Regions from separate parts of the Homo sapiens genome. Here regions 1, 3, 4, 5 and 6 are each linked to region 2. Evidence: chromatin loops called from intact Hi-C (ENCODE). Cell type or tissue: heart right ventricle. All regions are shown on one strand.

Evidence for each region. A loop is a pair of places that touch in the nucleus more often than their neighbours do. Peaks named below come from ENCODE experiments on the same cell type or tissue, not always from the same donor. Only the 100,000 strongest peaks of a DNase experiment are listed, where the experiment ranks them.
Region 1: it touches region 2 in a loop (6-fold over the local background); 60 of 110 quality-filtered maps call a loop at or near these places.
Region 3: it touches region 2 in a loop (8-fold over the local background); 23 of 110 quality-filtered maps call a loop at or near these places.
Region 4: it touches region 2 in a loop (4-fold over the local background); 2 of 110 quality-filtered maps call a loop at or near these places.
Region 5: a loop joins it to region 2, with 8 times the contacts of the local background. A loop is called at or near these places in 103 of 110 quality-filtered maps.
Region 6: it touches region 2 in a loop (3-fold over the local background); 40 of 110 quality-filtered maps call a loop at or near these places.

Annotation. Positions count from the first base shown.
Region 1 is chr15:68,575,620-68,580,619 of GRCh38, forward strand. It overlaps CORO2B (coronin 2B), which reads left to right and starts at 3,374. Exons shown (of 12, transcript NM_006091.5): 1 at 3,374-3,658. The coding sequence starts at 3,644. RefSeq lists an enhancer at 3,562-4,429. In heart right ventricle, CTCF peaks have their summits at 2,982 (motif pointing right) and 3,196; DNase peaks (open chromatin) are centred at 2,892, 3,963 and 4,630; H3K4me3 peaks cover 3,037 bases; H3K27ac peaks cover 2,748 bases.
Region 2 is chr15:68,671,518-68,676,517 of GRCh38, forward strand. All of the region lies in intron 2 of CORO2B (coronin 2B), which reads left to right. Among named protein-coding and RNA genes, the nearest start is that of CORO2B, 95 kb to the left of the region's middle. RefSeq lists enhancers at 2,422-2,922, 2,497-2,546. In heart right ventricle, CTCF peaks have their summits at 1,614 (motif pointing left) and 2,685 (motif pointing left); a DNase peak (open chromatin) is centred at 2,674; H3K27ac peaks cover 1,513 bases.
Region 3 is chr15:68,250,811-68,255,810 of GRCh38, forward strand. It overlaps a transcript of CLN6 not described here and the pseudogene HMGN2P40. Among named protein-coding and RNA genes, the nearest start is that of CLN6, 24 kb to the left of the region's middle. In heart right ventricle, CTCF peaks have their summits at 2,285 and 2,489; no DNase peak of the experiment used is centred here.
Region 4 is chr15:68,752,228-68,757,227 of GRCh38, forward strand. No RefSeq gene overlaps it. Among named protein-coding and RNA genes, the nearest start is that of MIR4312, 47 kb to the right of the region's middle. In heart right ventricle, a CTCF peak has its summit at 2,586; no DNase peak of the experiment used is centred here; H3K4me3 peaks cover 616 bases; H3K27ac peaks cover 1,437 bases.
Region 5 is chr15:68,557,264-68,562,263 of GRCh38, forward strand. It overlaps a transcript of CORO2B not described here. Among named protein-coding and RNA genes, the nearest start is that of CORO2B, 19 kb to the right of the region's middle. In heart right ventricle, CTCF peaks have their summits at 2,511 (motif pointing right) and 2,722; DNase peaks (open chromatin) are centred at 1,658 and 2,508; H3K4me3 peaks cover 1,294 bases; H3K27ac peaks cover 704 bases; H3K27me3 peaks cover 412 bases.
Region 6 is chr15:68,303,742-68,308,741 of GRCh38, forward strand. It overlaps ITGA11 (integrin subunit alpha 11), which reads right to left. Exons shown (of 30, transcript NM_001004439.2): 27 at 3,845-3,955; 28 at 3,607-3,702; 29 at 31-144. Among named protein-coding and RNA genes, the nearest start is that of FEM1B, 28 kb to the left of the region's middle. RefSeq lists a silencer at 3,052-3,141. In heart right ventricle, a CTCF peak has its summit at 3,093 (motif pointing right); a DNase peak (open chromatin) is centred at 3,070.

The DNA of each region.
Region 1 (5,000 bases), 96 kb before region 2:
GCCAACGCGCCCAGTGAGAATACACCTTTATACTGGTGTATTCACCTTTGCTCCTTCTCAACCGCACTACTCCCCACCTCCACTGCCCCAATCTTCCACTCCTGTGATCACCTTCCAATTAAATCACCTGCATCCAACACCTCTCTCAGGCTTTGCTTTGGAGGAAACCCAAACTAAGATGGGCTATGTTACTGGAGACCCAGGATGAGTAGTGTTGTGGTGTTAACAATCGCACATATAAAATGCATGTATTGGCTGGGTGTGGTGGCTCACACCTGTAATCCCAACACTTTGGGAGGCCGAGGCGGGCAGGTCACAAGGTCAGGAGTTCGAGACCAGCCTGGCCAACATAGTGAAACCCCATCTCTACTAAAAATACAAAAATTAGTCAGGTGGGGTGGCGGGCACCTGTAGTCCCAGCTACTCAGGAGGTGGAGGTGGGAGAATCGCTTGAACCCGAGAGGCAGAAGTTGCAGTGAGCCAAGACCACGCCATTGCACTTCAGCCTGGGTGACAGAGTGAGACTACGTCGCAAAAAAAAAAAAAAAAAAAAAAAAGAAAGAAAGAAAGAAAATGCATGTATTTCTCAGTATCTCCTACATGCAGAGGCCGTGACTGGGCACAAGGGGATGTGGCATTGTCTGAGTTTGCCCTTGCTTTTCTAGACCTCCCTTCTGCCTGGGGAGATGTGACAGAAGAGGTGAGCCAGCAGCACAGGAGGGATCAGAAACATTTTCCTTCTGCCTTTGGAGAACATCACATGGGTTGGGGGCAGCAGATTGATGTTCCTAATTACATTTGGCTCAAGCTGCTATTAAGTACTTGTCTCATTCTCAGAGCCCACAACAACGGCGGATGGCGGGAAAGGTGCCAAGAGGCATGCTGGGAGCTCAGGATGACAATCTGGGATTTGAAATCTCTGTAAGATATAAAAGTGGACAGACAAGTCACAGCCATGGGTGCAGGGTGACTGGTGTCCTTGAGTTGCCCTTTAAAGGTTTCCGATGGGGTCCTAGGGCTGGAAGGGCCCTGGAAAGGTCTTGAGCTCCATCCTTCTGGCTAGAGGCTGACCTGCCCAAGACAGCTGAGACAGGGAATCTGACTCTTCCAATGCTGGACAGCTCGCTGGTGGGAAATGCTTTCATGGGCCTAATTTAAATTTCCTCTGCTGCAGGTTAAAGGTATATTTTGCTTGATTTGTTCTTGGTGGCATTAAATATTTGCTAAGCTCCTACTATGTGCCCAGGGGTACACAGTGAGAGAAGGCATGCCTCTGTGCTCAGAGGCTCATGAAAATGAGACCAGACCCTCAGAACTAAATGCAACAGGGAGAGCCATTGGGCTGGAGTTGTCAGGAGAGGTGGCAAGGAGGTGGTGCCGTGAGAGGTGGGATGCGTTTGAGTTAGTGCAGAAGAATAAGAGAGCATTCCTGGCAGGCAAGCAACGTGGGAAGATGCCTTAGGAAGGGTTTTGCACAGAGGAGACGCCTGAGGTCTGCAGCACATCTGCTACCCAAGAGATTTAGTAAGTCCCTGGAACTCCCCTGGGGAACGAATAGCTGCCTACCTATGTCCTAAGACACCTGTGAAACTCAAATAAGGCAGCAAGTAGGAATGGACCCTGCAGTTCACGGATTCAAAGCACAATGCTGAGCTTGATTTAAGAAGACTTTCATTCAAGTCCTCGCTCTGTCACTGTGTGCTCTTGGGCAATTCCCTTCCCTTCTCTAAATCCGTTTACTCATCAGCAAAATGGGGACGGTAATTCTTTCCTCACACTGTTGCATTTAGGACTCCCAAGAAAATGTGGTTAAAAATGGCAGGGCCGGGGGCGGTTGCTCATGTCTGTAATCCCAGCACTTTGGGAGGCCGAGGCGGGTGGATCACGAGGTCAGGAGTTCGAGACCAGCCTGGCCAATACGGTGAAACCCCGTCTCTAATAAAAATAAAAAATTAGCCGGGCGTGGTAGCGCGTTCCTGTAGTCCCAGATCCTCGGGGGGCTGAGGCAGAAGAATCGCTTGAATCCAGGAGGCGGAGGTTGCAGTGAGCCGAGATCGCGCCACTGCACTCCAGCCTGGGCGACAGAGTGAGACTACTCCGGTCTCAAAAAAAAAAAAAAAAAAAAAATTGCACAATGACCCACAAAGCACTTCCTGGAGGCTGGTTACTCTATTATTATTGCTCCAATCTAGACACTGGTCTCCCGGAAGGCAGGCATCCCATCTCCTCTCTGTTCCCCCAGCACTTTCCACAGAGCAGGTGCTCATATATGACGTTGCCTTCGCTGTCCAGGTGAATTGCACCGGTAATTACCGTGGAGCAGGAAGCCAGCACTTCCGGGCTTGCCAGGCTGTCCTGCTTGGAGAACCCCTCTGCTTCCACCTCTGCTAACTCCTCCCCTCCACCCTCTCCGCGGTTCTGTATCTGCGGAAACCGGTTCTGCTCAGGTGCTTGGGAGGGAGACTCCTTTCTCAAGACTTGCGAGGTCACCTTCAGGTGACTGTCCCTCAAATCTCCGCAGCAGCTCCAGGACACACTGTGCCCCGAGTCAGGATTGGATCAACACACAGGACGCACCTGTGTTATCACTCCACCAGTAGAGCGGCACTCAGTGGTAGTGTAGACAGTCCTAGGGCAGGGCAGCTTCTATAACAAGAGGTTCCTTAGGGAGCTAGCGGCCGAGTGGAAAGAGCGGGAGGAACGGCTCGGGCAGGCAGGTCCTGTGCTGTGGTCTAAGTCACTTCCCACGTCCGTCCCACTCTGATCGTCAGTTTCCTCCTCTGCAAAACTCACTAAGGCGGCCTTCGGGCAAGTCATCGCGGCGGGAATTAGATTCGAAAGAGTGCTTACACAAATCCGTCTGGCCACCCTGTGCCCCGGGCCAGCGCGAGGTGGGGGTGCGGGCAGGGCTCCCGGGCTTGCGGCTGCCACGCCCCTCCCAGCCCGCCGCGCCACACTCACGGCCCACGGGCCGACTTTGCGAGCCTCCAGGGGGCGAACCCGACCGCCTTCTTTGCCCGCGCAGCGCCTCGGCCGTCCAGCCTGTGACTTCACCAGCGTCCCCGGGCCAGCGGGACACCCGAGAGCCCGGGGCGCCGCCCGTTCTCCCAGCCGGCAGGTGCCGGGAGCCAGCCTCGCCCAGCCGCGTGGCGTCCGCAGGCCCGAAGGGGTTAAGGCCGCGGACCCGGGCGCCCGTCCGGACTCCGGGAGCAGCGGTGCCCGGCGGCCGGCGATCGAGCGGGAGGCTCGGGGCACGGCCGCTGGCGGGCTGCGCTTCCTCCTCCTCCTCCCTCCGCCTCCTCCTTTGTAGCGAGTTCCCGGCCCCTCTTCCTCCCCCCGCCCCCCAGCCCGGGCCCTCTCCCTCTCTCCCTTTCTTCCTGCCTCGCCTTCCTGCGGCGAAGGAGGCTCATCTATTATAAATGCACATTCGGGGCTGACATCAGCGACGAGCGGCGGGCGAGCGCCGACGAGCGGTCCCTGCGCGCTGCCCGCCCGGAGCGCAGCCCCCAGGCTCGGCCGAGCCGCCGGCGGGGCGCGGGGAGCGAGCCGGGAGCTGCCGGACCCCCTTCCGCCGCCGCCCCGGGCCGCCGCCGCCGCCCCCGCACGCCGCGCCCGCGCCCCCGCTCCGCCGCGGAGTTTCTGCATGACTGTCACAAAGGTAAGCGCCGCTCGCCCGCCGCGCCCGGGACCCGCCGGCGCCTGCATCCCCCGGGCTAGGCTGCGGGGGGCGCGGGGGTGTGGGTGTGGGGAGGGGGCGCCGGTGCCGGGAAGGTGCGGCGCGCGCCTCTCTTGCTGCCGGATCCGCTCGAGTCACTCCGGCCCCCAAGGACTGCGGAGGCCAGGGGGAGGATGCCGCTCTGGCAGCCCCGGCGGTTTGGCCAACATCCCTCCGCGCCCGGCCCAACCCCGGGACTGCATTTTTAACCCTTGTTTGGGATGCTGCATTTTTAACCCCTGGAGAGCTGGGCTGGGCGGCTAGCGGTGTCCCTCCAGGGAGTGCGCGGCGGGAAGCGTCGCTGGCAGGGGCTGGTGCTGAGCAGTGGGTGTGGGGATGGGCCTGCCGCCCCGAGGAGGCCAGCGGAGGGGAAACCCCACCCCACCTGCCAGCCTCTGCCGCCCATGCCGGGAGCGCTGGCTCCACTCCAAAGCCACTCTGTGCAGAAGGCGCTGCCCAGTCCCGGGAGCCGCTACCAGAGACAGGGCAGGTCCAGGTGGTTGGCTTGAAGATGTGGGGAGGGAATGTGACAGGGGAAGCAAAGGTGGGCATCTTGGCAGCCCCCATATTGGAGGATGATTGTTGGGCCTTGTCATAGGGGCCCACGTTTATTGGAGAGACTTCAGGGGCTTCCTAGTTGTAGGGAGGAAAGAGTTAAGAGGAAAGATGATGGGGCAGTGGAAAGTGCCAGGGTCAAGGGACCAGGGAGACCTGAGTTCAATCCCAGCTCTATCCCAGATCCCCTGGATGACCTTGGTCGGGGAGGGGTCCACTTTGGGCCTCAGTTTCTTCTTGTGTGCTGTGAGGGTGATAATATGGGTCCTGGGTTGTGACAGGCTGTTAAAGAACCAATAACATCAAGGGTGTGAACCCACACTCTTCAGAGAGATCTGTCTGGGTACTGAGCTCACAGTCTGGCGGTGGCCTCGGGCTTGGCCGTCCATTCAAGGGCCAGACTCCACCCTTTCCAGCTGCCCAGCTGGGTCCCAGAATTGGGGAGCTGGAGGCCAAAGTGGGACCGGCAGCCCAGAGTGGGGTCAGATGGAGGGTCAGAGCAGTGGGGCCAGATGGAGGGTTGGGGTGCAAGTGATGGAGGTGGGGTGGTTTTGGCTCCTTCTGGTAAGCCAGGGCCTACCCTTGCCCTCCTGAGGTCTGCCCCAAGACTGAATGTTTGTGCGGATTCTTGGGCCCAACTCCAAACTTTGCCATTGGCCCTGGTTCTGGGACTTGGGAGCATTGTGAGAAGATGAACTTGAGGGTGCAGGGGCTTCCTCAGCTCTGGCTA
Region 2 (5,000 bases):
ATTACCCCAAAATGTGGCTGGGTAGTTCTGGTTCAGGGTCTCATTTGGTTGCGTTAAAGCTGTCGGCCAGGGCTGCAGTCATCTGAAGGCTCGACTGGGGAATATACACTTCCAAGCTCATTCTTGCAGCTATTGGCAGGAGGCCTCACTTCCTTGCAGGCTGTTGGCCAGAGACCTCAGTCCCTCACACCTGGTCTCTCCATAGGCTAAGTGTTCTCACTCATGGCAGCTGGCCTCCTCTGAGTGGTGATCCAGGTGAGAGCAAGAGAGCCCAGGCAGAAACTGGAATCTTGTGTAACCCTGGCCACATTCTATTAGTAACACAGACCAACCCTGGTGCAATATGGGAGGGGACTACACAAGGCATGTATACTAGGAGGTGAGATTACAGGAGACCATCCCAGGGTTAAAGTGCTTAACAGGGAAAGGTGTGTTCTAAGGGGCAGTCAGGGGCTATCCATAAGCTCCCAAAGTTCTGACTGTGCCCAGCTTTTTTGGAAGCCCTTGAGAGCATGATGGGGCCCACAGGAATAGTGAACCGGGGTGAAAAGATCCCACTCCACTTGTTCGCTGAGTGCAGCATGGGGAAGATTTATATCTAAAGTAACAGCAACTATCCCTGAGCAACTTGGTAATCGGGAGGTGTGTGTGTGTGTGTGTGTGTGTGTACTTTTTTGGTGTTTTTCAAGTCATCTTCTTTGAGTATGCATAATTTTCTGGTTTTTAAAAATTTTTTGAGACAGAATCTCACTCTGTCGCCCAGGCTGGGGTGCAGTGGTACAATCATAGCTCACTGCAGCCTCAGTCTCCTGGAATCAAGTGATCCTCCCACCTCAGCCTCCCAAAGTGCTGGGATTACAGGCATGAGCCAAGTACATAGAATGTTTGTATAACAGCCGGGACATAGATGTGCACCACCATGCCTGGCTAATTTTTGTGTGTGTACAGATGGGGTCTCACTATGTTGCCCAGGCTGATCTTGAACTCCTGGACTCTAGCAATTCTCTTATCTCGGCCTTCCAAAGTGCTGGGATTACAGACGTGAGCCAAGTATAATACACATCATTTTTGAAGTTAAAACAGAAATGTCTGAGGACAGTGAATTCATCTGACTCTCAAAAGAGACTGCAAGTGATACAGTGGCTCAGCTTTGGAAGTGAAGAAATGGTGCCTCTAGAACCAGGAAGAATCCTGTTCTGGGATGGAGTGGCCTAGGGAGAGGTGGAGAGGGAGGAGATACATCAGGCAGCAAACCAGGCCCCTTAGGTTATGAGGCAGGGACCTGCCACCCCATGAGCCTGCCCCTCCCCACCCCCACCAAGTGGCCAGGGACTGCAGGTGGGATGTGAGAGCCACATAATGTGAGCTCGGCGACCTTAGAGCAGCCCCTCACATCACAGTTTGGATCAGATGCGCCTAATGGGGGGTACCAGGGTGTGGGGTATGGGTTGAAGATGAGATCAGGTGCAGGTGGATGTGAGGACATAGCAGGCAGGAGAACCCACACCCCCAGGGAAAGGGTCTACAAACAAGTTGTAGCTTACAGGGGTGGTGAATGGGGGCCACTGTGAGTGCTGGAAACCTAAGCCGGTAGGTGGGTGGTGGAAGTGCAGAGTCTGCCCTCTTCTGCCCTTCAGCAGTAACTGAAAGGGGTGTCATTTGGAATGTCAGAGTTGGAAGGAGCCTCAGAATTGATTGGGATCCATCAATCTCTTAAAGATGAGAAAGAAAGAGGAGGTCGGGCACAATGGCTCACGTCTATGATACCAGCATTTTGGAAGGCTGAGGTGGGAGGATTGCTTGAGCCCAGGAGTTCCAAACCAGCCTGGGCAACCCTGTCTCTCAAATGAAAAAAATAAAAAATTAGCCAAGCATGCCTGAGTCCGGCTACTTGGGAGGCTGAGGTAGGAGAATTGCTTGAGACTGGACAGTCGAGGCTGCAGTAAACTATGATCATGCCACTGTACTCTGGCCTGGGCACACAGAGTGAGACACTGTCTCAATAAAATAAAATTTTCTTAAAAAAGGAAAGTGTCTTGGCCGGGCTCCGTGGCACATGCCTGTAATCCCAGCACTTTAGGAGGCCAAGGCAGGCGAATCACTTAAGGTCAGGAGTTCGAGACCAGCTGGCCAACATAGTGAAACCCCGTTTCTACTAAAAATACAAAAATTAGCCAGGCGTGGTGGCATGCGCCTGTAATCCCAGCTACTCAGGAGGCTGAGGCAGGAGAATCACCTGAACGGGGGAGACAGAGTTTGCAGTGAGCCGAGATGGCGCCACTGCACTCCAGCCTGGGCAACAGAGCGAGACTCCGTCTAAAAAAAAAAAAAAAAAAAAAAAGGACAGTGTCCCGCTAAGACCCACAGCACCGTGGGTGACTAACTAGGAAAGGGACTCCAGCTCCCAAGAGCTGACAAATAAAAGAAGGGTTGACTTTTTCGGTGGACCCAGAAGCAGCAGTAGGAGCTTATGGCAAAAGTTAGAAGGAGGCGGATTTTCATCTCATTATGAAGAATTTTCTAAGTGATGGGCACAGTTGTGAGCTGGGGTTGACTGGGAGCGGGAGAGAGGCTGCGTGTGTGTCTCGGGTCCTGGTCGGCTCAGTTCCCTCCCACAGAGTCTAAGAGCTTGGATGTGGCTGAGAGTAGCGCAGCCACCGCCCTCTGCTGGTGGAATGCTGGTAGCACAGCTTTCCTGCTTGGCCACGATGCTGCCCTCTGGCTAGGCGAGGCTTTCCAGAGAAGAAGCAACCCTTTGGGGTCTGAGAGCTCCCTGCTGGGGGCTTCGGGACGGTGGGTAGTATATATTCTCTGCACACATGTGCCCGGAAGACAGACGAGGCCATCAGAATGCCCGCCAGTGTCTGTAACTCGGGACTGAAGCCAGCGAATGCCCCAGGTGATTGTGTGCCCTGGGTCTTCAGGTGACCCTGCTGCCCCTTCCTGTGAGCAAGGTCTCCAGAACTGACAGGTGGGATGGGGCACTGGCCTGGGTGTCTGCAAACCTGGGTGTGGCCTGGCACAGCCATCACCCTCTTACTCACTGGGTGACCTCAAGCAAGTGCCCTCCCCAAACTGGACTTGCACTGGCGGTGGGGTGGAAGAGTAGGGGCCCTGACCGCCAGAGAAAGGCTCGTGGGCAGTGGCTTCTCCGTGGAGCACACGCGAAGAACATCAAACTCAGCAGTGCTCCATGACCTCACCAGGCAGGGTTGGAGTAAGAGTTTGCCCTGATCCCAACTACCTTATTCCCTCTTTCTCCCTCCAGCCTTTCCACCAGTGCCCTCATGCTCTTTTCCCTCAGACCTGCCTTCAGGAATATTCTCAAAGCTTATTCAGAATGAGTCCACAGTGACCAATATTATCTCCCACTACACTCTCTTTAGGGGTATTTTTATTTTATTTTGAGAGCAGCAAGGTGGAGCACGAAAGGAATGAATCCCTAATAGTAGAACTTCAGGTATCAGTCAGCTAGAGAGTCAGAGATTCTTTTATAAGGCAAAAAGACTTAGGCAAGAAGAAAGAGGAACTCTTCCCCCTTCCTTTTGTACTGGTCAGACCACAGGCTGGAACTACAGTATTGTTCTCAGCTCCGTGAGCCACACTGAAATTGGGAAATAGAGCAGAAGGTAATCTGAAGAAGGCAGCCATGATGGCGAAAATACTTCTAGTCCAGCATGAATTGGAATGTTTGTACCCCGCTTCAGCATGCTCTGGAATTCCCCTTGCGGCAGCTGCCTCCCATTTTGCTGTCAGTCATTCATGAGGATTTCACAGTAACTTTGAGGACAGGAAACAAGCTGTGTCAATTCCCTTTCCTCGGTCAGTTCAGCCTCTGCTTGGGCCTTTGGAGCTGTCTCTTCCTCTAGCTCACCTTCCCAGGGAAAGTAAAGCCTCTGAGGGCAGGAATAGCATCTTCTAGGCAGAGGAGGGGTATCCTGTGTCTGGAAAGAAATGGGGACTTGAGGAGGTAGGAGGTGAAGTTGTAAATTCTAGTTTGAGCTTTGCCACTTAGTTGCTGCGTGATCTTGAGCAAGACCATGAACCCTTCTGAGCCTCTGTTGTCTCATCTCTGAAGTTAGGGAAATGATAACTCCTCCACAGAGGTAGTGAGACTCAAATAAGATGTTTATAGATCTATTTTTGTAAAACCAAGGTCATGGAGATCATAACAAGTTAGTACATATTTAAAGTGCTTAGAAAACATTAACACATTGTAGGTTCTCTGTAAATGTTAGCTGCAATTCCACCTCCTGGAAGAGAGAATTTATTCACTTAACAAATTTTTACTGAGCACCTTCTCTGTACCCGGCACTGTGGGAAGCACTGGGGACCCAGCAGTGAACAAAACAGACAAAAACCCCAGCCTTCATGGGGCCTACACGCTAGCGGAGGAGACAGATAATAAAGTGGATTATAGGGTATAATATAGTATAATAATAGAACAGAAATGGAATAGAATATAGAATAGAATAGAATAATGCTAGGAGGAGAAATTGATTAGGGAAGGGGACAGGGGTGTGGGCAGGTGGAGGGGTGGCTGAATTTAAATACAGTGGTCAGGGAATCTGATAGGCTCAGCTTGAGTTAGACGCTCATCCTGGCCCAATCAGCTGTGTGTTTGTGTGTGCAAGGGCACAGTGTGGGCAGATAAGGATATCTGATTGGCTCAGCTTGAATTAGATGCCCATTATGATCCAATCAGTTTAGCGTGTGTGTGCTGGCAGTGGCCCACACTTGTGGTGCTAACATGACTGCTAGCGTCCGCATCTGTGGGTGAGGGACATAGGAGTCATGATGAGCTGCACAAACCCTCCAGAGGATTCTGAATTGAAGCAGGACTTCTGCCTCCTGGCCCACCTTAGCCTTTAATTTCCGGGGGCCAATCTAGCTTCAGGTCACCTTCCTCAGCTGTCAGGACTGAGGTGCCAGAGGGTAAGGGGTCTGCAAGGATAACCACCGCTGCCTAAACCCGTCAAATGCCAGACACCTCCATACAC
Region 3 (5,000 bases), 420 kb before region 2:
GAATGTGAACTACTTTCAAATCACCATAAAGTAAAAAAATCATAAGTTGGGGACTGTATTTGTATTCTAATTTTATACTAACTCTTACAAAGAATATCAAAAGAAGCATACTTCTTAACTCTGTATGAGGTTAGTATAAACTTAATATAAAACTAATCAAGGACTGTATGAGAAAGGAAATAACAGACCAGAATCTCTGATGAACATGGATGTAAATACTATAAACAAAATATTAAGAAACTGAATCCAACATTATGTAATAAAGACAATTTATGATGGCTAAGCTGGATTTATCCAAAGAGTATAAGAATGTAAATCATTCTTATACTCTAACATCAAATCCATAACTTTAGTCCATCACATTAAATGGATTAAAGGAGAAAAGTTATATAATTATCTCAATAGATATAGTAAAGGCATTCAGTAAAAGTTAACATCCATTTATGACAAAAGCTCTTAGTAAAGCCGAAATAAAATGAAACTTCCTATTGTTAAAGGTTATTTTTAAAAAGCCTATAATCTTCATCATTCTTAATGGTAGATCACTGTAAACATTGTTCCATTAAGAGCAGACTAAGACAAGGTCAGGCGCAGTGGCTCACACCTGTAATCCCAGCACTTTGGGAGGCAGAGGCGGGTGGATGGATTGAGCTCAGGAGGTCGAGACCAGGCTGAGCAACATGGCAAAACCCCTTCTCTACAGAAAATACAAAAATTAGCTGGATATGGTGGTGCACACCTGTAATCCCAGCTACTTGGGAGGCTGAGGCAGAAGAATCGCTTGAGCCTGGGGGTTGGAGGTTGCAGTGAACCAAGATCGCCCCACTGCACTCCAGCCTGGGTGACACAGTGAGACACTGTCTCAAAACAAACAAACAAACAAACAGAATAAGGCAAAGATGTCTGCTATCACCCCTTCTAGTCAATAAGGTGAAGGGTAAGACAGAAAACAGTACTGTCATTATTTGTAGGTAATATAATTGCATATATAGAAAACCTCAAAAGAATGTTCAGACAAATTATTAGAATTAATAAGAGAGTCCAGCAAGGTTGTTAACTGCAAAAATGCAAAACTGGAAGAAGGTATTTGTGACATGTAGAACTGACAAAAAGATCTAGCATGTGCGTGTGTATGTGTGTGTGTGTATGTGTGAATCTTTTTTTTTTTTTTTTTTTTTTTTGAGACGGAGTCTTGGTCTGTCGCCCAGGCTAGAGTGCAGTGGCGTGATCTCGGCTCACCGCAACCTCCGCCTTCCGGGTTCAAGCGATTCTCCTGCCTCAGCCTCCCGAGTAGCTGGGATGTACAGGCAGGCACCACCACGCCCAGCTAATTTTGTATTTTTAGTAGAGATAGTGTTTCTCCATGTTGGTCTGGCTCGTTTTGAACTCCCAACCTCAGGTTATCCACCCATCTTGCCCTCCCAAAGTGCTGGGATTACAGGCGTGAGCCACCACACCCGGTCTTGTGTGAATCTTAAAATAAGAAAAAGACAAACCAGTAGGAAGATGAGCAAAATACATGAATAGGCACTTTACCAAAAAAGGAAGCATAAATTACCAACAAACATGAAAAGATGCTCAACCTCATTGACAATCAGGTAAATATAAATAAATGCCACAATAAGCATTTTATTCCAACTCTATTGGCAAAAATTAACAAATTTAGTAGCAAGTACTGGTGAAGATATGTATCAGTGGAACCTCTTTTATACCACCAATATTGTGTAAATTGGTACAATCTTGAAAAACACTTTGGCAATATTTTGTAAAATTGAACTGGATATATTGCAGGGAAGTTCTTGCACAAGCATAACAATATTCAGTGCAGTACTATTTACCAAAAATTGGGGTCTACCAAATGTCTACTGATAGGAAAATGGAAAAATAGTGATATATTCACAGAGTGCATGTACTATAGCTACACACATCAACCTGGTCAAATATAATGTATGAAAAAGGCAAACTGTGGAAAACTAAATAAAGTCAAACTTGCATAAAGCTCAAACAAGTAAACTAAACAATATCTTGTTTAGTTATATCTATGCCTATGATAAAACTACATATTTTTAAAAATCAAGAATATAGTCAATCTGAAACTCAAGCTAGTATTACCTCTGGTGAGGAGGTAGAGCAAGACAGGAAAGGGGAATACAGGTGGATGCATGAATAGGCAGTGTTCTAGTTCTTAAGTTGAATGGCGAGTTTCTAAGTCTTCATTTCATGTTGCATTTGTTCTTTTGATGTATCAAATACTATAGTTTTTAAGAGAGCTGTAGTTTCCCTCTTTCGCCACTACATGGCAGGCTAGCACCTTAGTGAAATAAATCCTGAATGGGAAAGGCTGGTGTAAATGGACATGTACCTAATAGCTTTCTAGCAGCATTCTAATTTCCCCATGCGGATACATATAAAATAGGGCTTGATGTGCTCAGAGTGTTTAAATGCACAACCACAGCATCTCAGGCGTACATCACTGTGGCATGGATCTTGCAGCCACGTGACCGGGTTTTTTGTTTTTATTTTTCCTTTCTTTCTGCCTGGTTATGTAACTATTTTTGCAAACTTAGAAGTGTTTCTGTTTGAATGCTGAGTTTTATTTCTCAGAATGTTCCAATATTTCCCAAGGCATTCATTCCTAAATTAATAACATGGAGCGGGAGGACAGTCCCTCATGGCAATTGACACATCTAACTTGCACTTTTATGTCTAACATTTTGGAGCTGTGTTTTTCACCACTAGCATTAGAACCACTGTTTAATAATGTCTGATGACACTATTGCAATATATAAAGTAATACTTAAAATTTAGTAACAATCAATGTTAAAATAGCAATGCAATAGTCATCAAAATCACTCACAGAAAGTCTGGTGCCAAATAGCTTGTTCACATGATGTGATTGATGTGACAGTGACACAAATGTCGGCAGATACTTCTTTTTTAGCCGCCGATATTATGCCACCAGTGGCGACACACAAACAGCATAAAGTCTAACTTCTATAAATCTCAAGTAAACTAAACAATATCTTCTTTGGTAATACCTATGCCTATGATAAAACTACATTTTTTTTTTTTTTTGAGACAGAGTCTCGCTCTGTCGCCCAGGCTGGAGTGCAGTGGCGCAAACTCCGCTTGCAGTGGCTCACTGCAAGCTCCGCCTCCCGGGTTCACGCCAATCTCCTGCCTCAGCCTCCCGAGCAGCTGGGACTACAGGCGCCCACCACCGCGCCCGGCTAATTTTTTTTGTATTTTTAGTAGAGATGGGGTTTCACCGTGTTAGCCAGGATGGTCTCGATCTCCTGACCTCGTGATCCGCCCGTCTCGGCCTCCCAAAGTGCTGGGATTACAGGCGTGAGCCACCGCGCCCGGCCAAAACTACATATTTTTTTAAAAATCAAGAAAATGGTCGACATGAAATTCAAGCCAGTATTATCTCTGGTGAGGAGAGAGAGCACGATACGAAAGGGGCATAGGGAGCATACAGGTGGATGCATGAGCAGGTAATGTTCTCGTTCTTAAGTTGGATGGTGGTGAGCCACCCACTTGCAGCTTCACTCTCTAGACTTGCCCTGTCTGCTACCATAGCACTAGACACACGTGGCAAGGGAGCACTTGAAATAAGATGTGCTGTAAGTATGAAATACACACTGGAGTTTGAAGACTTAGTATGAAAAAAGGTCAAATGTCTCTTAATAAATTTTAATGTTGATTACATGTTGAAATGATAATATTTTGAGCAGTGTGAAAAAGAGGTGAGAACGACCCCAGGACAGATCAAAGCCACGCTCCCAGCGCCTATGTCCCGCCGCCGTTGCCGCCACCACCGTGCCCAGGAGAAAGGCTGAAGGTGATGCTAAAGGAGATAAAACCAAGATGAAGGACAAACCACAGAGAAGATCCACGAGGTTTTCTGCTAAACCTGCTCCTCCAAAGCCAGAGCCCAAACCTAAAAAGGCCCCTGCAAAGAAGGGAGAGAAGGTACCAAAAGGGAAAAGGGAAAAGCTGAAGCTGGCAAGGAGGGGAATAACCCTGCAGAAAATGGAGATGCCCAAACAGACCAGACACAGAAAGCTGAAGGTGCTGCAGATGCCAAGTGAAGTGTGTGCATTTTTGATAACTGTGTACTTCTGGTGACTGTACAGTTTGAAATGCTATTTTTTATCAAGTTTTACAAAAATGCAGAATTTTGTTTTACCTTTTTTTTAAGCTATGTTGTTAGCACACAGAACACTTCACTGTGTTTTTTGGGAAAGGGGCATATGTCACTAACAGAATGTCTCCGAAGCTAGGTTGATGTGGGGAAAACCCTTTTCCCTTCTAGTTTTGGGAGACTTGCCCTTGGCTCCCAGGAAGGGGGATTCCCTGACTTTGACACACAAGGTCCCTTGGCACAAAAGCCTCGTGGGACGGAAAAACAAATTCCTTTCTATGTCCTCTTCTCCCTTTCCACCTTTCAGCATAGATTTAACTCCCTTAAACCCAGACACCTGTTGGACCTGACCCCCCCCAATAATTGGTTACTGGTGTGTCAGGCAATCTAGCCTTTCCAGTGATGCCACTGAGATGGAACCCCTCAAAAAAGCAGTGGTTCTGTTTCTAGATTGTGGATCTTCAGATAAATTCTGCCATTTTCATTTCACTTCCTGAAAGTCAGGGTCAGCTCATGAAACATTGTTAAACAACATGCTAAACATGAACTATCAACCTCACTCTAAACTTTCCCTGTTCAGAGCATCAGATGAGGACTTCATTTGGGTTTTATAGTGGCTTTCTGATTTTTGGTAGTCCTTTGAAGAAGGGAGTTTGAAAGTCACTGCATATGTTAACTATTGTTTGCCCATGCCCTGCCTGAAATGCCATGATTGTTTATGGAGAGTATCTTTAATAAAGCTGGATACAGTTTGGCTTGGGAAAATAAAAGAAACAATATTTTGTATATGTTTGGTTAAATGAAATACTTCAATTCATTTCACCTGTTTCTTTTTACTTTTTCTTTCTTGTTT
Region 4 (5,000 bases), 81 kb after region 2:
TGTATTTTTAGTAGAGATGGGGTTTCACCATGTTGGCCAGGCTAGTCTGGAACCACTGGGCTCAAGTGATCCACCCACCTCGGGCCTCCCAAAGTGCTGAGATTATAGGCGTGTGCCACCACACCCAGCCAGTACTTTTTAAAATGCCGCAAATAATTAGAAAAAGAAATTAAGAATCAATACTGGCCAGGCCCGTTGGCTCACGCCTGTAATCCCAGCACTTTGGGAGGCCGAGGTGGATCGCCTGAGGTCAGGAGTTCGAGACCAGCCATGGTCAACATGGTGAAACTCCGTCTCTACTAAAAATACAAAAAATTAGCCAGACGTGGTGGTGGGCGCCTGTAATCCCAGCTACTTGGGAGGCTGAGGCAGGGGAACCACTTGAACCCGAGAGGCAGAGGTTGCAGTGAGCCGAGATCGCGCCATTGCACTCCAGCCTGGGGCAGAGGTTGCAGTGAGCTGAGATCGCGCCGTTGCACTCCAGCCTGGGCAACAAGAGCAAAACTGCATCTCGAAAAAAAGAAAAAAAAAAAAAAAAGAATGTGACTGAGCAGTTACTTTAATGCACTGCTGGTGGGAGTATAAATTGGTACAATCACTTACAAAATAATTAGTCGTTTTCATGTAAAGGCCAACATTTCCAAACTCTAGGCAGTGGTTCTTGTACTTTGGTGTGATTCAGAATCGCCTATGAAAATTGGTTAAAAACAGAAATAGGCCCAGGTTCTGGGCCACTTCAGTGAGCTCTTTGTATTCCCTATTGGCCTTCCAGGAGATTCTGATAGACAGAAAAGTTTTGTGGGGTTTTTTTGTTTGTTTTTTTTTGAGATGGAGCCTCACTCTGTCGCCCAGGCTAGTGGTCCACCCGCCTCAGCCTCCCAAAGTGCTGGGATTACAGCCGTGAGCCACCGCGCCTAGGCGTCAAAGTTTGAGAACTGCCATTGTAGACCCATTCCTCATTGTATGAACTGCCAAAACTCTTGCACATATGCACCAGGAAGCATGTACAAGATTGTTCATTGAAGCAATGTTTCTAATTTTAAAAAACACGGAAGCAACTTAAATGTTCATCGACCAGAGAATAGATAAATTACAGCATATTATACAGCAGTGAAAATAAATAATGTACAGCTACATGCAACTTCTTGGAAGAATCATAATGTTGAAGGGTAAAAGAGTGCAGGATAGAATTTTTTTTTTTTTTGGAGACGGAGTCTCTCTCTGTCGTCCAGACTGGAGTGCAGTGGCGCCATCTCGGCTCACTGCCACCTCTGCCTCCCGGGTTCAAACAATTCCAGGATAGAATTTTTATAGAGCTCAAAACCAAGCAACATTAAACAACATACCATTTAGCATACATATAAGAACTATGTATTTTAAAAACAAAGAAAAAACTCAAATATTTAGGATAGTTAGAGGGGGGTAGGAGAAAGGAACAGAAGGGGATCTCAAAGGGAAATAGTTCTTGGTAATGCTCTAAATGTTGACCTGGGTTATAGTTCACTGTGCTACTTATTCTTTATAAATAATATATGAGTTATCTGGCCGGGCATGGTGGCTCACACCTGTAATGCCAGCACTTTGGGAGGCCGAGGCAGGCAGATCACGAGGTCATAAGATCGAGACCATCTTGGCTAACACAGTGAAATCCCATCTCTACTAAAAATACAAAAAATTAGCCAGGCGTGGTGGCGGGCGCCTGTAGTCCCAGCTACTCGGGAAGCTGAGGCAGGAGAATGGCATGAACCCGGGAGGCAGAGCTTGCAGTGAGCAGAGATTGCGCCACTGCACTCCAGCCTGGGGAACAGAGCGAGACTCCATCTCAAAAAAATTAAAAATAAAAAAATAAATAAATAAATATAAGAAAATAAAAATAATAAATAAAAGTTATCTATAACATACACTATTAAAATTAAATAAGAAAAAAATGCATGAACCATAAGAATAGTGTTATCTGGGAGGAAAGTGTGAGTGATTGTGATTGTGAATTATAAAGAGGCTTCAATTGTATTGGTCAGGCTTTATTTCTTAAGCTGGCTGGTAGATGCACAGGTATTCTCTAATCTGTGTTTTATGCATTTTCTAAATATAGGCTTGGGGAAGCAGGAGAGAGAAAGAGAGAGATGATATATCACTAAAGAACAGGATGGAAGGCTGATTGCCCTTCAACAGGACTAAGCTGAAAACATTTTGTTGGGGTAAAAAGCTGCTTTGCGGTAGTTTTGGGGTTTTTTCCTCTTTTTTTGTTTTTTTTTTTTTTGAGACGGAGTCTTGCTCTGTTGCCCAGGCTGGAGTGCAGTGGTGCAATCTTGGCTCACTGCAACCTCCACCTCCCAGGTTCAAGAGATTCTCCTGCCTCAGCCTCCTGAGTAGCTGGGATTACAAGGGCCCACCACTACGCCCGGCTAATTTTTGTATTTTTAGTAGAGACGGGTTTCACCATGTTGGCCAGGCTGGTCTCAAACTCCTGACCTCAAATGATCCACCCGCCTCAGCCTCCCAAAGTGCTGGGATTACAGGAGTGAGCCACCGCGCCCGGCTGCAGTAGTCTTAATGATTCATTCTCGTGGCCCCATCAAGAGGCTATCAGAGGTGAAACAACAGAGGAAGCAATAATCAGGGACTAAAGCCACAAGATGACTTCCAAATAACCTGTTGGTGACAAGGACAAAACTGAGTAGGGAAACTGTAGGTTCCCGAGACCGATGAGAAGCTGGACTCCAGGAAGTGATGTTACTGGGAAATTACATATTTATGTAAAGACGCAATCCAGGAAGTAGTGTTTTCGTTCCTGTTTGTAGCAGGGGAGGCAGACATCCTTGATGAGAACCTGCACGGGGAGCTTCCTGAGCAAAGGCGTTGCGGAGCTTTGCAGCAGTATGCCAGGGCTGTGGAGAAAGGAGAAAGGAGAAAGAAGACAGGGCAGGATGTCCCACCCGCTGGGGAGGTGGCAAGCCCTGAGGAGTGCCCAATGAGACGCCCCAACTACAAGTATCTTCTTGAGATGACACAAAACCAGAATACAGGCTTCTTCCAAGATCCATGTTTGCCCCTCTTTCATTGTGAGAGAAGAGCAGCTGAAAAGAATAGATGTTTTCGGCCACGTGGGTGGCTCACACCTGTAATCCCAGCACATTGGGAGACCGAGGCCAGCAGATTGCTTGAGCTCAGCCAGTTCAAGACCAGCCTGGGCAACATGGTGAGATCCCATCTCAAAAAAGAAAAATATTTATATTAAAAGAAAGCAGAAATTTTTTTTAAAAGAATAAATGTTTAGAATAGTTCTATAAAGCAGAAGAAAATCAAGACAATGTTGGCCAGGTGCAGTGGCTCATACCTGTAATCTCAGCATTTTGGGAGGTCAAGGCAGGAGGATTGCTTGAGGCCAGGAGTTTGAGACTACCCTGGGCACCATAGCAAGACCCTGTCTCTACAAAAATAAAAATACAGTGTTTTGGTTTAGGAAAATAAAGAAAAGGAGAGGAAAAAGGAAAAGAAGCACAACCACCAAGCACCAGTAGTAAATATCTACCAGCAAGGATGAGCACTGCCAGAAAAGGGCTGAAAGAAGATGATAAATTCAATCACTTTTTGCTGTAAAGCCCTGGATATAGCTTAAAACTTAGGGACTCCAACGATGGCCAGAGACTGCAGATTCCTTTGGCTTCTGGACAAATTGAGTTAGGCTCAGGAACCATATCAGCTCAGGAAACCCCTCCCAGACACCAGTAAGACATCTGGGAAAAGTAATAAATGGGAAGGTGAGTAATAGGATGATAAAACAGGGTCCCCAAGACACAACAAACATCACATTTTAAGATAAACGAGAAAGAAGGCAGAACCAAGAATCTTTTTCCTAAGAAAGATTTCCAAATGGCTCATACTCCAGAAAACTCAGCAAAAGAATGGGAGCAATAATATGCTAAGGTGAAGGAGGAAGGCAGGCTGAATACCTCAGAAATTAGGGAAAGGATGATAAAAAGGAAAAGAAGCTTGGAAAATTAGGATTCCTCAGATAGAAACTTTATCCAGAGTTTGAAACTAGAAGGTGCAACAACTTTGTCCTTAGAGGGTCAGGTGTACTGAAATAGACACTTCCTGCTGACAACTTCAGCAGCACAGAAATTCTTTATTGGAAGATGAAGCTTTATCCTCTCTCTTCTCAGTTTTCCTGGTAGGAAACTGATTCCTTGAAAATTCCCTTTATATGATTTCAAACGACTTTCTCCAAAGATCAATCCTTCATTTTTCAGTGATTCTCCTCCTTTCTTGAGAACAGTCTCTCTTCCCCAGAAGCAATGGAGTTCTTTGGGTGGGATTCTTCTCATCAGGCCCATCCTTTTCAAACATCCTTTTTTTTGTTGTTTTTTTTTTTTCTTTTTGAGATGGAGTCTCTCTCTGTAACCTGGGCTGGAGTGCAGTGGTGCGATCTCTGCTCACTGCAACCTCTGCCTCCCAGGTTCAAGTGATTCTCCAGCCTCAGCCTCCCAGGTAGCTGGGACTACAGGTGGCGCACCACCATGCCTGGCTAATTTTGTATTTTTAGTAGAGATGGGGTTTCATCATGTTGGTCAGGCTGGTCTTGAACTCCTGACCTCTGGTTGCCGTCTGCCTCGGCCTCCCAAAGTGCTGGGATTACAGGTGTGAGCCACCGTGCCTGGCCCAAACATTCTTGATCCATGATTTCTTTAGTTTGAAGTGGCCTTGCAAGTTAAAACTTGAGCTTAGTGTACCTGCCAAAATTTCAAAGATGTATACTCTTTGACCCAGCAGTGACAATTCTGGGAATTTATCTTGCAGATACACCAGCAGACTTGCAAAATGACATGTCTACAAAGTTATTCGTTGTGGTATTGTTTGTAACAGCAACAGACTGGAAACTAACAGGATACTGGTTAAATAATTTATGGCTCATCCACACAATGGATTACTATATAGCCATTTTTTTTAAAAAAAAAAAAAAAAAGGAAAAGCTCTCTTTGTACCAATACAGAGCAATA
Region 5 (5,000 bases), 110 kb before region 2:
AGGGGCCAATCTATCCAAGGTCATAGCAGAGCTGAGGTTCTGGTGCCAATCTATTCAAGGTCATAGCAGAGCTGAGGTTCTGGTGCCAATCTATTCAAGGTCATAGCAGAGCTGAGGTTCAGTGGCCAATGTATTCAAGGTCATAACAAGGCTGAGGTTAAGGGGTCAATCTATCCAAAGTCATAACAAGGTCAAGGTTCAGCGGCCAGTCTATCCAAGGTCATGGCAGAGCTGAGGTTCAGGGGCCAGTCTATCCAAGGTCATACATCTGGAAAATGGCAGTGCAGGGATGGAAACCTAAGTATGCCTTGGGTATACCCAGCTTCACAAAGGGAAGGGCAGCATCCTAACCAGAGCAGCAGTGAGGCCTCACTACAGGCCAGACACTGTGCTAAGCACTTTATATGTAACCATTCCATTCATTATCCCTTTGAAGCACAGAGAGGTTAAGTAAATGCCCAAGGTCACAGAGCTGCAAGGTGGCAATGCCAGGACGTAAACCCAGGCAGCCTGACATCAGTTTGCACCACGCTAACTGGGACTCCACAGCCTTAGTCATGGTCCTTTAGGAGTTAGGGAAGAGGGGGTGCAGCAAATGACAGGCATGAGAGTTGCCAGCATTACACAGCATGAGGTCCTGGTCATAGTCCACACCTCCCAGGTAATATATTACGTCTGTCCAGTTAGACTTCGGAAGGCCACAACACACACCTTAAGGTAAATGAAGGGCACTGGGCACTGTGATAGGCCTTTGGGGCACAGTTAGGGGATCCCTTAACCCAATGGCAGGCAGGGCAGCCTGGCAGTGGAATGGCAGGGAGGGTGGGTGCGGGCAGAGAGGCTTCAGTAGGGCTGAGTCAGTGAGCTGGGCCAGCCTGGCGGAGGGCAGATAAGAAGTTGACAGGTGAGGTTGGTGTTCTGACCCGCTGCAGGACTACACAGCGGGGCTGGTGAGCCCCCAAGGCATCAAACATCTCTACATCCAAGCCCAGCTTCTCCGGAAGCTGTCTGCTGCTGCCCCTGCCTGGCAGGCCCAGGGGTCCTGCTGGAACCCTGAATGGCTGGGAAGGTGGGGTTGGAGAGGAGAGCAAAAACTCCCTTCCCCCTCACCATTTTTTTTTTAAGACAGGGTCTCGCTTTGTTAACCAGGCTGGAGTGCAGTGGCACAATCACAGCTCACTGCAGCCTCAGTGACCTCCCATGATTAAGAAATCCTCCTTCCTGCCTCAGCCTCCTGAGCAGCTGGGACCACAGGCATGCGTCACCATTCCCCCAGGTAACTTATTATTTTTTGTAGAAATGAGATCTTACGTTGTTGCTCGGGCTGGTTTCAAATTCCTGGGCTCAAGCAAGTCTCTCACCCCAGTCTCTCAAAGTGCTGGGATTACAAGCATGAGCCACCGCACTGGCCTCTCTCCCCCTTGACTCCAGACAGATGTGGTCTGCGATATAATAGGGGAGTGTGGACACGGGGTCACCCACCTCCTTTCTAGGCCTTTGTGGAGGCTGCAGGAGAGGTGCAAGGAGCCAGGTGGATCTCAGGGCAAGCCAAAGCCCTGCCTTGACTGGCTGGGTAACATTGGCCAAGTTACTTCCCCTCTCTGGCCTCAGTTCCTTCATCTCCAGGTCTTAGTACACACCGCGGGGAGGTGTTGTGAGAAATAAAATGCGATAGTGGGTGAAGAGGTGACCCACGCCGGCCACGCAGGAATGAGCGTGTCTGTCTTTCCCTACTTTACCATCTTCAGTTTTAGTCAGTAAATATGTTCGGAGATCCTACCACGCGCTAGGCGCCGTTCTTCCTGCTTGGGAGGGGTAAATACCTAGAAATGCGCGAAGTGTGGCTGGGCGTTGCCAGGAGAGCGGCCGGCACCCCACGGGGGCAGGGAGCAGACCTGACTCAGTGGCGTCAGTGCTACTTCAAAGCGGCAGCGCATTTCATTAAAAATCTGATGTAGAAATTACCCTGGGCTTTGTTTTGCAAAGAGCATTTGCATAAGAAAAAATAATCAGCCGGTTAATTCCCCCGTCCACTGGCAGGAAGAGAGACAGCCTTCAGAGAGTTTGGGACTCTCTCATTCCCGGAGAATTAAAAGCCTCCGAGACATCCATTTTAGAAGTTCTGGTCAATCGTTCTTAAAGTGCGGTCAGAAGACCCCTTGCGTCTGAATGGTTTGGAGCACTCATACAAGCAGAATCCCTGCCCCAGTCTTGAGTCTGGGAACGGAGAAGGGAGCGTCAGCGGGGTGGTGAGGGGGTAGCGGGGAGGGCGAAGTTGACCGTGCCAAGCCGGCCCGCTGGAAGAGCTGCAGGGACCAGACGGGGAGCAGACGGAACAAGCGTGCTGATGGTAAGAGGCCCCCAGACTTTTTCTTTCCCTAACCCTTTCCCTGTCTGGGCCTCCGTTTCCGGTTTTCCGGTTGGTGCAGTGCTCTCTGGGGTTCTCCCAGGGGGACTGTCGGTGAGGCTGCGGCGCCCGAGACCGCTCCACGTGCAGCTCCACGGCGTGCCCACCAGGGGGCGCGGCCCGCATCCTTCCTCGGAGCTGCGGCGCTCCAGGACCAGCAGGTCTCCCGCAAACGCGCGCGCACGGAGAGCACAAGGCGTGTGGCTCTTGGCATGTGTGCCGGTTGGGGTCCTCTGGTAAGCAGACGCTGAGATGGCGTTAGGAGTGCAAGAAGTTTGTTGGGGATTTAAACCTGTGTAAGGACGACTGGCGGGGAGAGCCTCAGACGGCAATGCAGATCTGACCAAGTCTCTGCCAGCCCAGCAGGGAGATCCCGGTGGAGACTGCCGATTTGAAGAGTCCCGCAATGGGATGACGTGGCCGGGCACTTGCACCCGTGCAGTGCTCAGGCATTGGCTGGGGGCTGCCTGGGAAGATCCGGATATTGAATGTGAAAGACAGGAGGTGCTGGAGGCTGCTAACTGTGCTCCCTACAGCTGGTCTGCAAGTTCATTCATTGTTTTCTTCCTTTCTTTCTCTTTCTTTTTTCTTTTTCGTTCTTTTTTTTCTTTTTCTTTCTTTCTTTATTTTTTTTTTTCTTCTGAGACAGGTTCTCGCTCTGTCACCCAGGCTGGAGTGCAGTGGTGCAATCATGGCTCACTGCAGCCTCAAACTCCTGGGCTCAAGCGATCCTCCCACCCCAGTGTCTGGAGTAGCTGGGACTACAGGTGCATGCCACCATGCCCAGCTAATTAAAGACAATTTTTTTTGTAGAAACGGGGTCTCAATATATTGCCCAGGCTGGTCCTGAACTCCTGGCCTCAAGTGATCTTCCTGCCTCCGTTTCCCAAAGTGTTAGGATGACAGGCCTGAGCCACCGCGCCCAGCCTGCAGGTTCTTTCTTGAAGGGAAACACCAGCAGCCGGCAGTGTGCAGCCTCCTGTCTCTCTAAGCACTGTCCTCCACATACAACCCATCTTCCTCCTCTCTGCTCCTTGCTGGTCAGGGCCGCTCTCCAGCTGTGCTCCCTAGACTCCTGCCTTTCAGGGCCAGCTTTCAGGACCTTGAGGGCAGGGTGCTAGGCATAAGCCAGTGATCTTACTAGTGGATTCTGTACGAGGGAAAAGCCTGCACAACCCGAGGGGACCAGAGGAAGCAGAACCGCAGCTCTCCTCACGATCTTGTGGGGACTTGTGCAAATTAGCACCACTCTTCTGGGTTTCCCATGGCACAGCCCGGGTAATTTTCCCTAGCGCCTCCAGGGATAGGATCCAAAATGGGAATTTAGGAGGGGCCATATTTCCCCCAAAGGAATGGCACACAGAGAGCATAGAGCTCTGGTGGTTGTTGAGGGATTTATGTTCCCTCCACCCCGCGTCCCCCAGGCTCCCAGCACAACTTTGCCTCTCAATACTGGTTGGGTCCCAGGAAAGGGAGCTTGAAGAGGGTTTTTTTCCAGAATCTGTCAGGCCTGAGGGTGCTCGGGAGATAAGGGGGAGGGGCTGGGAGAGGGCTGGGCTGGGACAGTGGAAGAGCTCCTGCATATGCCACGCTGGGCGGCCCCCCTCCCAGCTCCTCCCAGGCACGGTGATGCCCATCTGCCATTTTGGAGCGTTTGGGCAGTGCCTGCAGCTCACTCTCCCCGGTCCAGATGGTCACCCATCCCTCCCTCCCCGACTCTCCCCTGCCCTCACCCCCAGCCCCACTCAGAGCAAGCACCTGGACAAGCCAACACTGCCTCCCAGCGCCTTCCCCTTCCAGCTAACTGGGGCCCAGCGGGACAGGTAGAGGGTCCCCGGTTGTCAAGGAAACCAGGCCTGCCCCTCCTCCCTCAATCTTGCTGCAGGGAGGGAGGCAGACAGCTGGGTGGGAGGGTGGAAGATGGACAGAGATGCAGATACAAACAGTAGGAAAACATGCAGAGAAACACGCACACACCCAGAGCCTGAGAGAGGGTGGGCAGAGTGTACAGGATTTGTTGTGACTGTGCTCTGTCTGTTATCGTGTACAGGACTGAAAGAGTGTAGACAAGTATGCAAATATGTGCAGGGCCATGTGCCTGTGTGAGCGGAGCATGTTTCCGTGGGTCTGAGAGTATGAGGCCATGGTTATCCTGCTAGTGTGCTTGGTGAGCCTGTGTGCGTAGTTGTGCATGGGAATGTCAATGAGTAGTAAAGGGGTGCCTGTGAGCATGACCGTGAGTGTGTGTTGTGAGTGTGTACACATGCGTATGAATGTGGATGAGTAGGGGGAGGGCTGTAAGTGCCCTGTCCCCCCACTGGCCTTGTCCCTTCTCTACCCTAAAGGCAGGCCAACTGGGACAAGCTCCTACCCAGTGGGTACTGGGGCCCAGGGACTGAGGAGAAAGGCCTTAATGATGTTGTCCTCCAGCCACCCCTTCCCATGCCTCCATGGCGTCTGTCAGGGCAGTCCAGTCTGGAAGAAGTGGGCTGGTGAGTCCCCAGGACTACACAGAGGGGTCTTTGGGTGCTGAGCACTGGGTTGACTATGGGGTGCAGGTGGGAAAGCCTTGAAGGAAAGAGTAAAGGCCCTG
Region 6 (5,000 bases), 370 kb before region 2:
GCTCCTTCCCTCCCCTGCCAGGGCCCTCACCTTCCACAGTGCCAGGACCAGCAGGGCCAGCAGTAGGAGGCCCCCCAGGGTGCTGCCTACAATGATCCAGATGGGGACCTGCCAGTCCTCTTGCTTGGAGATCTCAAACACGATCTGCAAGGGGAGGGGGGCCGGGCCAACAGCATTACTCTTCTGGGGCTGGGGTGGCAGTCTGGGAGGGGCAGGAGGGTGGAGACAGCTGGCACCTGGTGGGGGAGCTGCATCCTCTTCCTCAGGGGGATACCAGAGGGATGGGTGGACAGGCCAGCCAAGGCCTCAGGACGACCACTGCCTGAACAGCCGACACTGGGTTCAGTGGCCCAAGTGATCCTGCCTCCTTGAGACACTTGCTGCCTTTGGCCTCAGGCCCCCGCCACTCCCTGGATCCTCCTCCCACCACATGGGCTACTCCTTCTCCCTTTGCTGCCTCCGCATCGCCTCCCGCACTTCTAAAGGTCAGTGTCTCCCACGGTTCAGTCCTTGCACCTCTTCTTTTTCTAGAGTCACTTCCTGGGTGAACTCAGGGCTGACTTTCCCACGAGTCACAGTAGTCATGGTGCCAAGGCCCATAACACTTTTAGGAGCCCATGAAAATGTTTACATTTCTTTTAAAATTAGAGGAAAAAATGGAATAGAATCCAGCTTGGATAACATTTTTTAATCTTTGTATCAACATGGTTATAAACCATAATTTTAAATACTTTTTTCCTATGGAGGAAGGTGTCCCAAAGGCAAAAGTGGCCAGGGCGTGAAGGTCAGAAAGTAAGCCCAGGCCAGCTCCCTCAGTCCTGTGGCTATCACCGTCTACACGCCGACTGCTCTCACATTTCTGTCGTCCGCCTGGATTCTCCGCTGAATTCCAGGCTCACACCGACTGTCTCCTGGCCTGCCTGGCAACTGTAACAGGCCCCTAACCAAGCTCTTAACACCCCAGCCCCCGAAGCCTGCTCTTTCCAGCTCTTTCTCACCTAAGCAAATGGCAGCACTATCCCTCCGCGCTGCTCAGGCCAGAAGCCATGTATCCATCACTGACCCTAACTCTCACACCCACACGGAGCCCAGCAGCAAAGTCTGTCCATTCTACCTTGGAAACACCTGGAATGTGGCCACCACTCCCACCTCCTGGGCCTGAGTGCCCTCACATCTCCTCTGGAGACTACAGCGCTGCCCGACTGCCTCCCCTCTGCAGTTTGTTCTTAGCATAGCAACTAGAGGGATCCTTCTAACGAGGAAGGCAGGCTTATGCTCTGCTCTGCTCTGCTCAAGCTCAAAGTAAAAAGTGCAGTCCTGGCCCTGGCCTGCAAGGCCCTCCCCTCTCGGGTCCCACCTGTCTTGCTGACCTCACCTCCTGCTCCCTCTTGCTTTACTCCAGCTTTCAGCCACCTGGCCTCCAGCATGCATGCCATGGCGTGCCTGCTGTAGGCATTGCTATTCCCTCTGCCTGCAAGGGTTTCCCTCACGCAGCCACGAGACACTCCTGTCTTCCTCATGGTCTCTGTCTGATGTCACTTTATTGGAGAGGCTTTTCCCAACTCCCCTGTATAAAACAGCACCCCCTGGCACTCCACCCTTAGATGTGTGCCTTTTTCTGGGTAGCCCTTATCACCAGTTGATAACGTTTATATTTATGTTTATTGCCTGCCTGGAATGTCAGCTGTAGGAGAGTGGGGGCTTTGTCTGTTTTGTCCCTGCTCTATCCTCAGAACCTGGAGCCGTGCCGGGAATGTAGCAGGAGCTCAGCTAACACGTGGAGTGAATGGACCACCTGCAACAGCAGACAGAGCCATGTGGAGTGAATGGACCACCTGCAACAGCAGACAGAGCCCTCCTTTGGCCACTGACTCACTGTTCAACTTGAGGCAAGTCACTGTCCCTCCTGCCTCATCTCACATGCCTCGGTGTGCATACCTGAGAGATGGGGGTGGGGACAGTGCCTCACAGTGTTGAGAGGTCTGTCACCATGTTCAGCACACAGCTGGGGGCCAGCAAATGGCAGGGCCCTTATGTGTGCTCTTTCTGTCCCTCAAGGCGGGCACCTGGCTCTGCCTCCCCAGCGCCAGCACCTAGCACACAGCCCAGCATACAGGGGCTTAATTTTGGGGTTGCTGGATTTCTAAAAGAGAAATGAGGCATGGCCGGGCACGGTGGCTCATGCCTGTAATCCCAGCACTTTGGGAAGCCGAGGCGGGCAGATCATGAGGTCAGGAGATCGAGACCATCCTGGCTAACACAGTGAAACCCTGTCTCTACTAAAAAAAAAAAAAAAAAATTAGCCAGGCGTAGTGGCGGGCGCCTGTAATACCTGCTACCCGGGAGGCTGAGGCAGGAGAATGGCATGAACCTGGGAGGTGGAGCTGGCAGTGAGCCGAGATCCTGCCAACGCACTCTAGCCTGGGTGACAGAGCAAGACTCCGTCTCAAAAAAAAAAAAAAGGGAGTGAGGCATCCAGAGAGTATAGAGGAATTTTTTGGGGGGTTGAGTGGGGGTGGAAGAAGGAAAAGTCACCTAAAAGACAAGCATCAATGTGAGAAGAAGGGTTCTCTCTCTCTCTCTCTGTGTGTGTGAGCAGGGTATGTGTGGGGGAGCGGGGGTGCCTGTACCACACCTCCCTCTCTTGGATGCTGGGAACATTGCAGCATCTTTCAAGATTCGGTTCAAACAGTCTCCAGAAAGCTTTCCGGGGATGTCCCTCGCTCGGAATCGCTCCCCTCCGGGCCTGTGCTCACCCCCAGACTGCACTCACCCATTTATTGTCACTGTTTCCCTGTCTGCCTAATTTATCTCTGTTTCCCCTTTGGGGCCCAAGCCGTAGGAGACACACCCAACAAATGCCAAATGAATGAACAAACAAAAAAGCTCCTTAGGTGGATCCTGATACCCCTCTGCCTGGCATCCCCCTGCCCTGGCTGTGATTGGTTTTTGTTGGATTGTTTTATAAGGGATGCTTCCTGACCCCGCCTCTTTGCTCTCCAGCATCTCCCTGGGGTGGTGTTGGGAGCTTACTCCGCCTCTGTAATAGGAATGTTTGCCTGGAGCCCAAGCTGGCATTTCTGGGGTGTGGCCAGTGGAGGGCAGCAGCGTCCCACGCCCGGCTGCCCTGTCTATTTCCACAGGACTGGGCTTTGCTTGCTTGCTTTCTTTTACAAATTTATTTCTTTTCTTTTTTCTTCCTTTGCCACTTCTTCCAGGAATGGGCTTTTCTTTAAGACCTCACTTCTCGTTGGGTCTCACAGAGTCTCACTCCTTTCCTGGACCCTGGATGAAGCCAGTGTAATCTGTAACAATCTGCTTTTACGCAACTAACAGAGGCTGATACCGAGGCATCTCCCATCCTTTGGTCTTCACAAATTCAGTTCACACCAGACCTCTGGACCTTCCCTAGTGTTGCCCCTGAGGCTTTGTCTTGCTTTTTTCCCTCTTTTCAGCGGCTGCCCTAACAGCCCACAGGTCTGCCTGATTCTCTCCTGCTGGGACATGCAGCCAGGGGTTGTAGGAAAACTCTATAGAGGAGCACGGCCAACCCTTTCCCAAGCTGTCCGGCCTAAGCCCAGTTCTGCAGGGCTCCCAGGGGCTCACCTGGCGGCTGGGATCCTCCTCACGGAAGATGAAGGGGCTGTGGAACTGCCTCTGCAAGGCTGCGTTGACCATGATTTTCATGGATTTGTACTTGAGCTGTGCAATCAGAGGGCTCGTCAGAAGCTGGCTTGGAAGCTTTTCTTCCCGTCCCCTCCCCAGGCAGCCCCAGGTGGAAGACATCCCAACAGCCGCCCCCTTTCCCTTCTTCCTTCCAGCCCAGCCCAGGGGCTCTACTTACTGCTTTTAGGGACCTCAACCACAGGTTCCCCAGTAGATGGAAATTGATTTCCTGGTTGGGGACCAGCCGTATATTGCAGTTGATGGAGACGACATCAGAGTTGCTGTGATTCTGAAAGAGAAGATGGGTCTCAGGGCTGAGCTGCTGGGCTAGGGGAGCAGGGGGCAGCAACACTGCTTGAACGACTGGGGCTCTGCTCCTGGGGGCAGGGGCAGAGGACAGGGGACAAAGAGAAAGTTGGGAGTGGGGGACATGTGCATTGCGTCTGCCAGGGGATGACTGAAGGACAAATGAAGGATGGTATATCTGATGCTCCACTTGAAGCTGTACATTGTGACCGGCCTGGATATATTCCAGGGACAGAACTTTTGTTCAACATTAGGGAATCTATAAATGTTTCCTATCACCATATAAACACATTAAGATAAAAAATTCTATGATCGCTGCAACAGATGCAGAAAAAGTATTTTAGGAAGTCCAACTTCTGTTCATGATAAAAACTCCCAGGGAACTTCCTGAATCAGATAAAAGGGGTCTTCATAAAGTTCATGGAAAATGTGTATTATGGAAAAATTATGCATGGATTCCAAAACTTTTTTTGCCCCAAAATAAACTCGTATTAACTTGTTGTAACCTATGTGAACAGGATCTAGTTTGAGGCACTAAGAAAGATAAGACATCAGTTTGAAAAGAGCCCCTATCTGAGCAACATGAATTCTGCTAAAATTGAAGCAAAAACAAACATCAAATTTATGGTGAAACTTGAGTGAAAGAACAGTGAAATCACTGATGCTTTATAAAAAGTTGATGGGGATGATATCACAAAGAAATCAGCAGTTTGCAAATGGATAACTTGTTTTAAGAAGGACTAGAGGGCTGGGCATGGTGGCTCACGCCTGTAATCTCAGCACTTTGGGAGGCCAAGGCAGGCGGATCACAAGGTCAGGAGATCGAGACCATCCTGGCTAACACAGTGAAACCCCGTCTCTATTAAAAAAATACAAAAAATTAGCCAGCCGTGGTGGCACGCGCCTGTAGTCCCAACTACTTGGGAGGCTGAGGCAGGAGAATCACTTGAACCCGGGAGGCGGAGGTCGCAGTGAGCCGAGATCGTGCCACTGCACTCCAGCTGGGTGACCGAGCCAGACTCTGTCTC